2 separate regions of the Homo sapiens genome follow, and region 2 is linked to region 1. A link is an interaction called in ENCODE POLR2A ChIA-PET data of the cell type or tissue named here. Cell type or tissue: K562. All regions are shown on one strand.

Region 1 (2,500 bases):
CTGGGGACAGAGGTGCAGAGTGACCATTCCTACACGGGAGCGAGCTGGGGACAGAGGTGCAGAGTGACCGTTCCTACGCGGGAAGTGAGCCAGGGACAGGTCTGAGGGGGCACCTAAGCTGAGAGCTGGATGACAAGGACAGCCTCGGAGGAGTAGAGAGGGCATCAGGAGGCACTGCCTGGAGCAACCAGCTGCAGCATGGAGCCCAGCGGGTGGTGGGCTTAGCAGGGCCAGGGGCTGCCGTCGGGACAGGCCGCCAACGGGAGGCTCCTCTCCTCTGTGCTGAGGCAGAGAAGGGGGACTTCTGACCTCTGAAGGATGGGGCCAGTAACAGAAGGGGTTTTACGCGAAGCACAGGCACCTGGGGGCGGGGACGGGCCTCAGAGCAGGGTGAGCCTGGGAGAGGGGAGCGGTGGCAGCTGTGTGAGGAGTGGACCCTCGAGATTTGGAAGCGGCTGTTCAGAGAGACTCAAGGGTGAAGTCCCAGGTCTGGGAGTCGGCGATGGTGGATGGGTTTGGGAAGCGGTGGGATTTGGACAAATCAAGCATTGCTTTGACAATGAAGGGTGAATAGGCAAGGCTGATGCTCTCCAGCTTGAGGGGCAGGGGGCCACTGAGGATGCCTATGCAGGTGAGGGGAGGAGACAGGTGGGCTGGTGGGGAGACAGGTGGGCTCGGGGTGATGCCTGTGCAGGTGAGGGGAGGAGACAGTGAGCCAGGGGGGTGCTTGCACTGGTGTGGGGAGACAGGTGGGCTTGGGGGAGGGGAACACCTGCACAGGTGTGGGCAGAAGTTACAGGTGCGTGGGGTTACAGTCACTCATGGTACATCAAGGGCCTGGAAGGACACAGGGGCTGTAGGTCTGCAGGTCTGGGGCTCAGGGGAGGCGTGGCTAGACTACAGAATTAGTGGAGAGAAGACCATGAGCCCACCCCAGGAGTGTGGAGGGAGAACTTCAAGGGGAGACCAGGGCAGACTCAGAGCCTTGAACCTGGCTCAGCAGAGAACCAGCTGGGGGGCCGAGGGGGTGTCTGTGAGCAGGGCAGGCAGCTTCCTGGGGAGAGGCGGGAGAAGGCCTGGGCCACCACCGAGTCAGCGGCTACAGGGGAGGCACAGGGTGGAGGCCCAGGCGGTGGTCTGGTGGGGGGAGACTGGGGTGATGGCTTGAGGGAGTAGGGGTGACTGATGGCGTCTGCCAGGTGTGGGGGCCCCAGGGTCTGTGCAGAAGACGCGTGCCCGAGGCGAGTCCTGGGTGCGATGGGGACGGGCTCTGGCCACACGCCAATGACCTGGGACGGGCGATGGCAGCGGTACCCAGCCCTGCATGGTGGGGACAGTAGGGGGTTATGCAAGCCAGGACAGGCGCAGGGCCCTTCGTGAGGCTCAGTGTGCTGCCCTAAGCTTCGAGTCCGGGCCGTGGCGGGGCCCTCTGGGGTGACTTCAGGTCTGGGTCCCGGTCACAGGGTCCTTGCTGCCTCTGAGATGAGCCCCCAGGAAGGGTTGCCAGGCCCGAACTCCCACTCCTGCGGCACAGGTGTGGACACTGAGGCACGTCTGGGTGCATGGCGGGTTTGTGCGGCACTGCTGGGCTGTCTTCCAGATTCTCCTCTGCGTCTTGCATTCCAGGGCCTCGCTTGGTCAGGTTTGGGGTGGGGCTCAAAGGGGGTGAGGACACTGGAGTTGTGTTTTTTACCCCCTTTGAGCACCTGTCACTCACCAGAGACTGTATTCGTAGTTTCTAGACACCTTTAAACAGTTTACTTTTAAATGTACACACAGTGACAACCCCCCACCAGGTTTCTATTTTTTAGAACATCTTGTACCCTGCGCCCGCACCTGGGGAGGACTTGGGGGCAGAGCCTCCTGAACCCTCCACGCAAATTCATGCACAACAATGCAAATGATGAGCAGACTTGAGGGGTCCGTGCCTCCCGTCCCCGCTATCACCTGGTCTTCAACAGAAGGGGTGTCTGTGAGGAAAAGGCTGCTTGCCTTCCCTGGAGCTCAGGTCCCTGGGAGGGGGTGGAAGCCATGTCTGTCCATTGGCCTTGGCTACGGGCCCCATCTGGCCAGACCCTAGTGGGCAGGTGGACAAAGACATCAGAGACCACTGAAAGCGCTGCAGACCCAGGCCCACGAGCTGCGGGCAGGAGAGCGAGCCCTGGACTGGCTGGGAAGTGCCTCGGGCTTCTGAGGCAAGAGGCCGCTGCCTTCTTTGCCTGCACTCACCAGGGCTGCTGGGCAAAGCTGAAAAAAATGCAGCTAGTTCAAGTAGAGTTGGAAATGGGCTGGGAATGGTAGCTCGCGCCTGTCATCCTAATGTTCTGGGAGGCTGAGGCTGCAGGAGCACTGGAGGTCAGGAGTTTGAGACCATCTTGGGCAACACAGGAAGACCCTGTCTCTATAAAAATGTTTTAAAAGTTAGCCAGGTGTGGTGGGTCAAGCCTGTAGTCCCAGCTACTTGGGAGGCTGAGGCAGGAAGATGGTTTCAGCTCAGGAG
Region 2 (2,500 bases), 880 kb before region 1:
CAGCACTTTGGGAGGCCGAGGCGGGTGGATCATGAGGTCAGGAGATCAAGACCATCCTGGCTAACACGGTGAAACCCCGTCTCTACTAAAAATACAAAAAATTAGCCGGGCATGGTGGCAGGCGCCTGTAGTCCCAGCTACTCGGGAGGCTGAGGCAGGAGAATGGCGTGAACCTGGGAGGCGGAGCTTGCAGTAAACCGAGATCGCACCACTGCGCTCCAGCCTGGGCGACAGAGGGAGACTCCATCTCAAAAAAAAAAAAAAAAAAAAAGAATAGCTGGCCAGGTGCAGTGGCTCCCACCTGTAATCCCAGCACTTTGGGAGGAAGGGGTGGGTAGATCACTTGAGCTCAGGAGTGCGAGACCAGCCTGAGTAACATGACGAGACCGCATCTCTACAAAAAATAAAAAAATGAGCCAGGCATGGTGGCATGCATGCGCCTGTGGTCTCAGCTACTTGGGGAGGCTGAGCGGGGAGGAAGGATCACTTGAGCCCAGGAGGTTGAGGCTGCAGTGAGCTATGATCACACCACTGCACTCCAGCCTGGGCCGCAGGGTGAGACCCTGTCCCAAATAAAGAAGAATAAGAATGTTACAGGTGCTCTGATATTTTTCATGTTGGTATTTGTGTCATTCCCGTGTTTCACTTTGATTCCTTGGGGTGGAATGTGAGCCGTTGAGATGAGATCCACAGTCGCTTCTTCAGTACACGGTGCTGTGCTCTTCTCTCCCATCTGGGCGTGACTTAGGTGCCCAGCTTGGATGGATTCTAGGCTGGTCCTGCCCTGAGGTTGGGCCAGGTGTGGCCGCAGTGACATAGGGTCCCCGACAGCCTTGTGTGATGGGCTGACTGGTGCTAGCTCTGTGGCCCTGGCCCCTCCCTTCCACTCTCCGAGCCTCAGTCTCCTACCCAGGACAGTGGTCACGGTCGTATCTACTGTAAAGACTTCCTTGGAGATTAAATAACACTTTACAGAAACAAAACTGCATGAAAATAGAGGCTTTAAAACAATTTTAGTTTGTAAATTGTTTCTCCAGTATAAAAGTAGTTGAAGCTGACATCTTTCTTGGCAAAACAGAAGGGTTAGTCCTCTCAGGCGGTGCGGCTGCGTGACCCCCGATGACCCCAGCACGCGGTTCCCAGTGAGTGTGGCCGTGAGTGACAGCGGACTGCTGACCCTTGCAACATGTGGGTGTTCCATTTGTGCTTGCTGTGAAATGGGACTTTCAAATTACCTTTCCCAAAAATTGGGGGTTTTGAAAGTGGTTTGTTAATGATAACAAAGGCAGTGTTGTTCATATGAAAAGAGGCTTGGACTTAATGTTTTACATTTTTAATTGACATCTCCATTTAAGATGGAAAAGTAATCAGGTTCTGTCTTGCTGAAATGTTGAACTTGTAAGGCAGGTGCGATCGTGCGCCTCAGTGTCCCCGAGTGCGCAGTCCGAGCAGCTGTGCCTGTGGCATCCTGGAGGGTGTGCAGGCCCGTGGCGGAGGGTGTGCAGGCCCGTGGTGGTGGCTGGGCTGGAAGTCAGCTCAGCCAGAGCCGAGCCCCCTCCGCTTGCTGTTGCTGTGCTGGGGTCCCTGTCTGGGTGGCCAGGTTGGAGGTGGGGAGGGGAAGGGCTGCTGTTTTTGGTACCACCCTCCTGCCTCCCCCCAGTCTGGCCTTGAAAGCAGAGAGAGGCTCTTTCTGGGCAGGCCCCTCTGCATCCTAGGGCGTTGTGGGAGTGCAGAGTCTCCCTGGCACCCTCACCCCTGGGGAGCTTGTCGGCTGTTTCTGTGTCCTGCCGTAGAATGCTCCAGGGGTTCCTGGCGGCTGCTGACAGCCACAGGACTAGGTTTGCAGGTCTGTAAGGGATTTGTAGGTGCCACTGTGAGTTCACTTCCATTTCCTTTATTTTTTTCTTTTTTTGAGACAGTCTGGCTGTCGCCCAGGCTGGAGTGCAGTGGTGCGACCTCGGCTCACTGCAAGCTCCGCCTCCCGGGTTCACGCCATTCTCCTGCCTCAGCCTCCCAAGTAGCTGGGACTATAGGTGCCCGCCACCACGCCCGGCTAATTTTTTGTATCTTTAGTAGAGACGGGGTTTCCTCGTGTTAGCTAGGATGGTGTCGGTCTCCTGACCTCGTGATCTGCCCACCTCAGCCTCCCAAAGTGCTGGGATTACAGGCGTGAGCCACTGCGCCCAGTCCACTTCCATTTTCAACATAAGTTTTTGTTAAGATTTAGAAACAGGTAACACCATACTTCCATTATTATCAAAAAAATATGCGTAGTAATTATGCCAAGATAAATAACTCCATTGTTTAGTAGAATCAGTTTTTATTTTAGAGTTCTGAGGAATTATCTGTGGCTAGGCATCTTTAAACTGCAGTAACTTATAGAAGATGCTGTGTCATTTAAGTTAGACCTGTTCATGTGAAAATGGGCACTTGTGGCTGAGCGGCGCCCCCTCCTACTCCCTCCCCCTCCAGGCTCTGGTTGATGGGCAGAGAGTCCCAG

What was found. ChIA-PET counts read pairs that join two places held together with the same protein. Peaks named below come from ENCODE experiments on the same cell type or tissue, not always from the same donor. Only the 100,000 strongest peaks of a DNase experiment are listed, where the experiment ranks them.
Region 2: POLR2A ChIA-PET joins it to region 1 with 5 read pairs; 1 of 35 experiments calls an interaction of 5 or more read pairs at or near these places.

What each region holds. Positions count from the first base shown.
Region 1 is chr16:88,536,260-88,538,759 of GRCh38, reverse strand. ZFPM1 (zinc finger protein, FOG family member 1) reads right to left here. Exons shown (of 10, transcript NM_153813.3): 10 at 1,729-2,500. Among named protein-coding and RNA genes, the nearest start is that of ZFPM1-AS1, 6.5 kb to the right of the region's middle. In K562, no CTCF peak of the experiment used is centred here; a DNase peak (open chromatin) is centred at 1,319; H3K27me3 peaks cover 669 bases.
Region 2 is chr16:89,413,033-89,415,532 of GRCh38, reverse strand. All of the region lies in intron 2 of ANKRD11 (ankyrin repeat domain containing 11), which reads left to right. The region is part of intron 1 of LOC128462377; the gene reads left to right. Among named protein-coding and RNA genes, the nearest start is that of ANKRD11, 76 kb to the left of the region's middle. In K562, no CTCF peak of the experiment used is centred here; a DNase peak (open chromatin) is centred at 1,152.